Linked DNA regions of Homo sapiens: region 1 is linked to region 2. Evidence: chromatin loops called from intact Hi-C (ENCODE). Cell type or tissue: Caco-2. All regions are shown on one strand. Region 1 holds the start of UNC5A (unc-5 netrin receptor A). Region 2 overlaps UIMC1 (ubiquitin interaction motif containing 1).

Evidence for each region. Hi-C counts contacts between places; a loop is a spot of excess contacts. Peaks named below come from ENCODE experiments on the same cell type or tissue, not always from the same donor. Only the 100,000 strongest peaks of a DNase experiment are listed, where the experiment ranks them.
Region 1: it touches region 2 in a loop (17-fold over the local background); 17 of 110 quality-filtered maps call a loop at or near these places.

Annotation. Positions count from the first base shown.
Region 1 is chr5:176,809,994-176,814,993 of GRCh38, reverse strand. It overlaps UNC5A (unc-5 netrin receptor A), which reads right to left and starts at 4,435. Exons shown (of 15, transcript NM_133369.3): 1 at 4,174-4,435. The coding sequence starts at 4,243. In Caco-2, CTCF peaks have their summits at 1,798 and 2,000 (motif pointing left); DNase peaks (open chromatin) are centred at 1,997 and 4,553; H3K4me3 peaks cover 954 bases; H3K27me3 peaks cover 517 bases.
Region 2 is chr5:176,956,866-176,961,865 of GRCh38, reverse strand. UIMC1 (ubiquitin interaction motif containing 1) reads left to right here. Exons shown (of 15, transcript NM_001199298.2): 7 at 3,712-3,773. Among named protein-coding and RNA genes, the nearest start is that of UIMC1, 47 kb to the left of the region's middle. In Caco-2, a CTCF peak has its summit at 2,594 (motif pointing right); no DNase peak of the experiment used is centred here.

The DNA of each region.
Region 1 (5,000 bases), 150 kb after region 2:
GCCTAGTTTTCCTGGTCCCCACCCTGGACAGGAGGCCGTTTCCAGCTTCCCTGGAGCATGGCAGTCCGTGTTCAGGGACAGGGATGGGATGGTTGCTGAGAGGGGCAGAGCAAACATCTCTCCCTGTCCCCAGCAATAGCAGCCCTCCCTGCCTGCAAAGAGAGCCCAAACTCAAAATGGAGAAATGAAGAAAAACAGCACCTGGCTGGCAGTGACTCAGAGCAAGTTGGGCCAGAGAACAGGGTCACCGCGCCATAAACAATGGCAATACCTGAGGGAGGCACTGGAGGAGAAGGAGGAGGCTCAGGTCAGAGGCTTCTGGCAGCCCCAGGGCTGAGGACTCAATACCTCAGTCTTTCTTTAGCCCACCCAAAGCACATCAGTATGCCAGGACCCCTTTGCAGGGGAGGAGGTGGGAGGCCTTTGGGAGGGGCTGGACTGAAGCTGCGGGTTTCACAGTGCAGGGATTGGCAGCAGCAAAGGGGTGTGTCCCAGGTCTGGACAGAGCCAACGTTGGGGTGTTGGGTGGGGAGCATGCTGGCGGGGTCAGTGGCACCACGCTTTGCAAGGCAAAGGAGCTACAGTCTGGAAGCCGGAGCTTGCCTGGGGGTGCCCACCCCACCAGCAGTCAGAGCCAGGGAGGGCACCCGACCTCCAGATAGACCAGCCCAGAGCTGATGTGGGGCGATGACGAGGGAGGAAGGTATTTTCCTAAGGGCCCAAGGGGGCTCAAGGTTTGGGTTGACCTGCAGGCACTGGGAGTCACCGAAAGCTTTCTAGCAGATTTCCAGCCTGGATGCCAGGGGATGCCTTAGTCTGAGTGGAGGAGGCCCGAGGGGGATGGGTGGTGGTGGCTGCTGCAGGTGAGGGAGAAAGGAGTGGAGGAAGACAAAGAAGTCGAGAGACATGAGCAATGCCACAAGTAGGCCCGAGCTGGAGGACTTGGTGACATATTAGATGTGAAGCGTGAGAGAGAAGGGAGAAGCAAGGGAGACGCTAAGGCTTCCAGCCCCAGGCTGGGAGAATAGGAGGAGGGGACGGCAGGGCCCTTGGGAGGAGGGGGCATTGGGAGAGGGGTGGCCTAGAACAGGAGGCCCCGCATGCATATGCGTGGACACACAGATTCCCAAGTGGCAGCTAGGCCCAGCACTAGAGCAGGGGAGCCCCACCCCAAGCTCAGGGCAGGCTCCTGCCTTGTGAAGCCTCGGAGCTCCAGCCTGCGGGTCTGGGCCCAGAGCAGCACTAGGCAGGAAGAAGGGTCGTGAGGACAGGGGCTCTCTGGCCCTTGGCTGAGGCCAAAGTTGGCTGCTCCTGGGAACGAGGGCCGTGACTTCTGGTGTGGGCTTGGTACCTGGATCAATGCCTATCCCTGGTTCCTGAGAGAAGCCCCCCCTCCCAACACAGGCAAGTGGGGAGCAGGCAGGCAGCAAGAGGACCAGCTCTCCCCTGGGAGGACCTAGGGGCCCCAAAGCCCAGGCCACCCCACCTGCAAGGCAGGGCGAGCAGGAACAGGGTATCTCCTAGCCCTGGAGGATTAAGACCCCCTCAGCCAGCTGCATTCTCCCAAGTGTCGGGGTGGACAGACGAGTCCTAGGTTAGCCCTAAGTATGGGGATGGGGTCTGAGAAGGAGGAGCCAGGCTAGATGGTTGGGGTCAGGTTGGGCAATGCAGCAATGCCAGAGCATGGCACCCCTCAGCCCCATCTTCAAGGGAGCCAGCTCCCAAGTCCCTCCTGCTCAAGACTGCAGAGGTCTGGGTGACAGGGAGACCACAGGGGCAGGGTGGGGGTTTGCATGCCAGCTGCGTGACGGGGTTTGAGAGGGAAAATCCTGTGAGACAGATGGGTGCTTGCGTGCGCGGGCACAGAGAGGGCCTGCAGGTGCGAGCATGCTGAAGGGACAGGCTTTTGTGTGATGTCCAGCAACAGAGGGTGGGCGCGTGGCCTGGGGAGCAAGCGGCTGCAGTCAGTCGCGCTGGCCCCCGGCGCCCCCTGCTGCCCGCTGGCCATCCCTCCCTCAGCGGCTCACAGACACATTTTTCACCGGAGGCTGTTGCAACGGAGGCAAAAGGCAGCGCGGGAGGAGCCCGGGTCACGGCAGGGCCAGCCTGCCTGGGCGTCCACATGTGCCCAGTGCCTGTGGGGCACAGGGGGAAGGGAGTCCCAAAGAAGTAGGGCCAGCCCCTCCCCACCCCATGGCCTTCAGCAGCTCCTCCCGCAGGCCCAGGGGCAGAGTTGATGCCTTGGGGCAGGCTCTGCGTCAGCCCCTGCAGCACCTGTGCCCACCTGCCGACTCCCTGGGCAACCTTGGGCCAGGCCTCAACAGATGCCCTGCCAACCAGGGATGCAGTTTCCCCACCCCCACAGCCTCCTGAGGAGTCCCTGTGGCAACCCCCCGCTCCAGGCCGCAGCACCCTGCTTCACCGGTACCTGTGCCCCCTTATCTGTACACGCTCACCTGTGCAACTGCACACAGCCGTCACACACGTGCGGCATGCTGGTCATCACACACGTTCATCAGGGCACACACATGCCAATGCTGCACACACCATGCCAACCCCCCTGGTTACCCGGGCACACATGTCAACCCACAGCCTTCACACGTGCTCACGTGGGCGACATGCAGCTATGACCACACAGCCCTCAAAAGCATCAACTCAGAAAACATTTCCAGGGTACCTACTGGGTGTCAGGCAACACCCCACCTGTGTGTGGGGCACTAATATCCCCACCTCATCATGGACAACAGTGCAACCTGCACCCGGGTGCTCATCTGCGGAGCTGCACACACGCCCCTAACACACACATGTGGCGGACACGGACACACACCCAACAGCAGTTCAGCCTCTCAGCTTGGTCAGGATTAGAAGGAGAGGCCCTGGGGAAGAAGAGGGGTGCTGATGGAGAAGGGAGATAGAAGGGGTGGGATGGAGTAGAGAGGGGTACTGAGGAGGCAGGATGGGGCGGGCGGTCAGGCAGTGGTGGGTGCAGGATGCGCTGCGCAGAGACACCCTTTAAGGAAACAGCCATCGGCCTCAATCATCAGGCTGGCTCCTGAGCTCCCACTCATTGATCTCTGATCAATCTGGTTTGGCAGCTCAGAAACCCCAGTGCTCCCTTCCAACACCCCTGTTATAAGCAGCGGCCTGGCCAGGCTGGGGAGTAACCGCCCAGGTTCTAGGGGCAGCAAGAATCGAGAATTGCCAGGGTAAGCCTCAAGCCCCCTTGACCACACAAATGGCACCCACCCCCCACCACCACAGACACATACGCTCAACTCAGCTAAGTGCATGGGGGGCAGAGATCAGGAGGCCCCCACAGCTCAGCCTAGGTGAAGGCTCAGGGACAGCAGACAAAGGATGCAGGGGAACTTCCTCCCCCCAAGCCCCTCCCAAGGGAATGAGGTGGGCTGAGGGCTGAGTTAGCAGTGGGTTAGGGTGACCAATGGGGCATGCAGGGGCCAAGAAAGGCTATGGAGTTTAAGGAAGAAGGGGAAACTGGCGGACCAACCACACACAACTCTGGCCCCCCGCACCAGGGAGGCCAGGAGCCACAGCCCCGGCCACCGGGACCGCGGCGCTTTGACTGTGCTGGCTGCAAGGACTGGGGGCTGGTGTATGCGCCTCCACGCCTGAGTGTGTGCGTGTGAGAGCGTGTGTGGCGGGGACAGAGGAGGACACTGTGTTCTGGACGTGGGCAGAGGCCAGGTGCCAAGCTGGGAGATTGTGAGTGGCTGTTTAGGGCAGATGCTACCGGGAAGAGGTATCTTAAACGTTCCCCGCACCCCCCATTTCCTGGGCACTGGGATAGGCTCAAAACCCTCTAATCTTCGAATCCTCAAAGTCAGGCTCCCTGGGGTTGATCCAAACCCCCAGCCCTGCTCCGGGCCCAGGCAACCAGCAAACTTCCCCCACCCGGAGGCGTGGGGTGTCTACACTCGCCAGCCCCGCGGGCTGACAGCTGCTCCTGGACTTGGCAGAACCCAGGCTTCCGGGAGAGCGCGCGGGGAAGCTGCGCAGCAGCAAGAAGAGCCCCCCGCGTCCCGCCTCGCAAAGTTTGGCCTCGGGGGGCTCCCAGCCGGGTCTGGCAGCGCTGGTCAGGGACCCCCAGAGCAGCGAGCGTTCGCGCGCACGGTCCCCCGCAAGCCTCCCCAGAGCGCGCGCGGCGTGACTCACCCGAGCCGCGGAGCCAAGCGGCGAGGACTATGCCCAGGAGCGCTGGCCACAGGCCGGGCCGGACGGCCATGGCCGCGGGCGGGCAGGCGGGCGGGCCGGGCGCGGGGCCCCGCGGGCGGGAGGGCGGCTTTAGCGCCTCAGCCCGGAGCCCCAGCTCGGGGCGCCCCCGGGGCCCATGCCAGCGGACTGCGCTGCCTCCGGGCGGCCGGCTGCCGGGCGCACGCGGCGCGTGGCTCCCTTGGGCACGGGAGCGCAGCAATGCAGCCGGGGCGGAGCGCAGCGCCAGCCGCGCCGCGCACCGAGCCAGCCGCGCCGCGGAGCCCGCAGCCGGAGAGCGGGCCGGTGGGCGCCGCAAAACCCGGACTGGAGCGACGGAGCGGGGCGGCGGCTGGGAGGGGCGGGGGAAGGAAGGAGGGGCCGGGCCGCCCCGCGCAGCGCGCGCGGGCCACCCCCAGCACCGGGAATCCCTCTGGGCGATGCCTGAGGCTCCCCCAGGGAGGGGCTTGGGGTGGTGGGCGTGGAGGCCTCCCACCGCCCCGCGGGGTCTCCAGGGACAGGGGCAGGAGTCTGAAACCCGGAGTGGATCGGTGCTCCGGATCCGGGCTCTCGCGGGCCCGCCAGTCTGCGCACAGGTGGCCCGGGAGGGGCCCGGGGCTGCGGCGACCCCGGCGCGGCGCCAGCCTGCGGAGAGCCGCCCAGGGCAGGGGTGCCCCGGGCAGGTTCCGCTGCAGTCCTCTCCCCCGCCCTTTCCTCGCGGCCGCGCTCCGGGGTCGTCCGGGCGCCGCGGTACGCTGCCAGCCCGCGGCTTGGTTAGGGGACTGCGGGAG
Region 2 (5,000 bases):
CGGGCAGAGGGGCTCCTCACTTCCCAGTAGGGGCGGCCGGGCAGAGGCGCCCCTCACCTCCCAGACGGGGCGGCTGGCCGGGCGGAGGGCTGACCCCCCCACCTCCCTCCCGGACGGGGCGGCTGGCCGGGCAGAGGGGCTCCTCACTTCCCAGTAGGGGCGGCCGGGCAGAGGCGCCCCTCACCTCCCGGACCGGGCGGCTGGCCGGGCGGGGGGCTGACCCCCCCACCTCCCTCCCGGATGGCACGGCTGGCCGGGCGGGGGGCTGACCCCCCACCTCCCTCCCGGATGGGGCGGCTGGCCGGGCGGGGGGCTGACCCCCCCTCACCTCCCTCCCGGACGGGGTGGCTGCCGGGCGGAGATGCTCCTCACTTCCCAGATGGGGTGGCTGCTGGGCGGAGAGGCTCCTCACTTCTCAGACGGGGCAGCTGCCGGGCGGGGGGGCTCCTCACTTCTCAGACGGGGTGGTTGCCAGGCAGAGGGTCTCCTCACTTCTCAGACGGGGCGGCCGGGCAGAGACGCTCCTCACCTCCCAGACGGGGTCTCGGCCGGGCAGAGGCGCTCCTCACATCCCAGATGGGGCGGTGGGGCAGAGGCGCTCCCCACATCTCAGACGATGGGCGGCCGGGCAGAGACGCTCCTCACTTCCTAGATGTGATGGCGGCTGGGAAGAGGCGCTCCTCACTTCCTAGATGGGATGGCGGCCGGGCGGAGACGCTCCTCACTTCCCAGACTGGGCAGCCGAGCAGAGGGGCTCCTCACATCCCAGACGATGGGCGGCCAGGCAGAGACACTCCTCACTTCCCAGACGGGGTGGCGGCCGGGCAGAGGCTGCAATCTCGGCACTTTGGGAGGCCAAGGCAGGCGGCTGGGAGGTGGAGGTTGTAGTGAGCCGAGATCACGCCACTGCACTCCAGCCTGGGCACCATTGAGCACTGAGTGAACGAGACTCCGTCTGCAATCCCGGCACCTCGGGAGGCCGAGGTTGGCGGATCACTCGCGGTTAGGGGCTGGAGACCGGCCCGGCCAACACAGCGAAACCCCGTCTCCACCAAAACCAGTCAGGCGTGGCGGCGCGTGCCTGCAATCGCAGGCACTCGGCAGGCTGAGGCAGGAGAATCAGGCAGGGAGGTTGCAGTGAGCCGAGATGGCAGCAGTACAGTCCAGCTTCGGCTCCGCATGAGAGGGAGACCGTGGGGAGACGGAGACGGAGACGGAGACGGAGACGGAGACGGAGGGGGAGGGGGAGGGGGAGAGGGAGAGAGGGCTGAATTTTTTTTTTTTTTTAAGATTCAATGCAAACCATCCCTTCCTTATTAACATATTATTTCTCCAGGAAGAAGATGTCTTGATTAGGCCATAGCTTCCTTAAATTTTTATTTCTGCCATGCTTTCATGTTCACCTTGATTACATTTGGGTAGTCTAAATTTTATTTGCTTATTTTGCTATCCTGTGTTCATATTCTGGAAGAACCTCACTTTATGTTCAGATTACTGCCATTGAGGTATAAATTTCTAAATTAAAATAATGTATTGAAATGAAGACGTTCTTGGGATTCTACATTGAAATGATTAGGAAGAGGATCATCTGAGTAAGCAATATAATAGTTTTTAGCGTGTGGATTTTAGAGTCAGGCAAGTCTCAGCGCTACGATTTTGACCAACTATATGATTTAGGGCAAATTATTTAACCTCTCGAAGTTTCACTTATTTTTAAAATAATTTAATGGTTTTTGCTTCTTAAGTTGCTTGTGAGAATTAAAGGAGATAAGGAATGTAAAGTGATTAGCACAGGCCTGGCACTGAATAGAAGCACAATAATTTTGTTTGTTTGAGACAGAGTTTTCACTCTTGTCATCCAGGCTGGAGTGCAATAGCACGATCTTGGCTCACTGCAACCTCTACCTTTTGGGTTCAAGCGATTCTCCTGTCTCAGCCTCCCGAGTAGCTGGCATTAGAGGCGTGAGCCACCATGCCCGGCTAATTTTGTATTTTTAGTAGAGACGGGATTTCTCCATGTTGGTCAGGCTGGTCTTGAACTCCCGACCTCAGGTGATCCGCCCACCTTGGCCTCCCAAAGTGCTGGGATTACAGGCGTGAGCCACCGCGCCTGGCCAAAGCACAATAATTTTTTTTTTTTTTTTTTTTTTGAGACGGAGTCTCGCTCTGTCGCCCAGGCTGGAGTGCAGTGGCGGGATCTCGGCTCACTGCAAGCTCCGCCTCCCGGGTTCACGCCATTCTCCTGCCTCAGCCTCCCAAGTAGCTGGGACTACAGGCGCCTGCCACTACGCCCGGCTAATTTTTTGTATTTTTAGTAGAGACGGGGTTTCACCGTTTTAGCTGGGATGGTCTCGATCTCCTGACCTCGTGATCTGCCTGCCTCGGCCTCCCAAAGTGCTGGGATTACAGGCGTGAGCCACCGCGCCCGGCCAATAATTTTTTTAAACAATTACACTGAGAAGGTTTGAGATATGCTTTAGCCTAAGGCAGAGATGGAGGTGCCTTATAACTAACTTACTAGTGCTTTGATTGCATCTAAAGACCAAGGCTAGTCATTATAAAATTCTGTTAAATGGACACTAGGTGTCAGCATTCTCTTTCTCTTTCTTTCTCTTTCTGAGAGTTCAATAAAAACCTTGTCACCCCTGAGTTCAAAGGAAGAGACAGGTTAAGTATTTATTGCTGTTGTATTTTAGTCCTTTGGTAGTTTGGTTAAGTCTTGTTTTTCATAATGACTATATTCCCTATTATTGTACAACTTTCCTTTTGACTGAAAACTCAACTATTCCTGATTTTTAAATGTATTTCATCATTTACCTGAATGGTAGCGAGATTCATAAAGAGATGCCTAACTTGTTTAGGTTATTCATATCTTATTAGGAAACCTTGAAAACTTCAGCTGGTAGCTTTATGTCTAGTGGAAGAAGCCTCACAGCCCAGGCACTTCCTCAGAAGTCTGCCTAAGGCAGCAGTAGCTGCTTTTTCTGTGATCTTCTGTGCATGTATGTTTAATGAGTTGGTATTTGCGTCAACTCTACCATTAATCAATGAAAATAATTTTTGAATCAATGAAAATAATCTTTCCTTATGTAGTCCCTATTCATTACATTTCTGAAAAGATAATCCTGTAGCCAGATATAAAAACCATAGTGGCAGATTTGTAGCAAAAAGAATCTTTGTAACCTTCCCTTTAGATGTCCTGTGTTATGGCTTGGTTTTTCTCAAAGATCATAGATTGCAGTGTTTATCTCAACTCAGTATTTCCTTTGAAAATTGAACTTTTCTCTATATTTTCCTTTCCCCCATGCAAACTTTTTGATTGTTTTTCTGAAATCATAATTCATTTGACTTACCAGTTAATATTGATACAGGTCTTGCATGTTATGAAGTGCATTGTGTACATTATCTTGTTTAATTTTCACAACACTCTGTGAGGCAATTGTTAATACCCATTTTAAGATGAGGAAAGAGATTCAGATGTCATTTACCCAATCACAAATTTAGTAAGTGATTTAGTTCTGATTTAAATACCAGTCTTCTGACTTTACAGGATGTGCTTGTTTTATTGACACTTACTGGCTTATGGAAAATATTTTCTTCTTATTGTTAATTGTTGAGGGAGAACATTGAACAATTAAATTTTTTTAAAAAAGGAAGAGAAGCCAGTTCACCTGTGCCTGTATATTTAAGATACTACGTATTTCTTTGCAGTCTTCCCAAGGGATTGTTGAAGAAACTTCTGAAGAGGGAAACTCTGTACCTGCTTCACAAAGGTGAGAGATTATATGTTGCTATGCATTCTCCTCTGATGGTTGCCAGCATAAGGGAGATGAACCACATGAGTGAGACTGTACGTGGACAGCTTGCCAGAGAACTTTTAGCTCTTTTATAAGTGAAGACTAGGAGAAATTTTATTAGTATCTCTAAGTTCTCAGATGTGCATCTCATAGAAGCCCAGAATATTAAGAGCTGGAAGAGATCCTAGAGGTCATCTTGTCCAGGCCAGCTATCTTGGCATAAATCTCATTTACATTATTTCTGAAAAGCGGTCACATCCTGCAATTCTCTTAACTAATTACACTAGTTTTCTATGCCAATTTGAAGGCTCTAGACTGATTTCTTTATAGTCCTTCTATTCTTAGCCCCTTTCTCTCTTTTCCCCAACTCTGCTTATGCTTATTTTATCTGTATATCTAAACCTTATACATCTTTTAAATTTACTCTTGAGACTTAACATCCTCTTCAAAGTCTTCATATTATTCAGGCCACACAGGACCTGTGTCACTCTCACTGTCTGTCCTGTGCCACTTTTAATCCGTTTGTGCCTCCTATCTCCTGTAAAGGATGGTATTTGCATTACCTCCTCCATTGTTCTTGCTGATTGATTGATGGGCTTACCTTCTAAGTCTTCTTACTTTAATAATAGATAGCAGTTGATTAATTATAAACTGCACTATTAACTGGATCATGCTTCCAGTTACTTTCCACTTGCCCTTTTTATCTAGTAGTTGAGTTTTGAGACTTTCTCAAGAGCTTAGTTTTGAACTGCATGACTGTTCTCCCATATGAGAGTTGAAGCCCACTTGCCATTTGCTGTAGTCAAGGTGGTGGTCTTTCTTAGGCTTCTGGTTGATAGTACTTGGTATTCCTTCCTGGGCTAAAGAATATGGCTTTGGTTTGATTTTCCTGCTGTTAAGACAGTTTTGGAAGTGGTTTTAACAGAGTATGCCTTTACTCCCTATAGGCCTCTCTGCTTTATTGTGGTGAGCCTTGTGCAGAGCAGATGTAGGTTTTAATAAATGATTATACACTTTGTCACCAGGAGAGAGTTGGAATCGCAGGCAATGTGGTTTGACTTCAAATTGATTAGCCCATTTTATAAATGTCAGAAAATTGTTTTGTGATGGACCCTTTGAATAGAGCACTAATGTTACATGCAGAGTAAACTGTCTGGCTGGGGTTTATAACAAATGCTATGAGATGTTTTATTTAGAGATAAA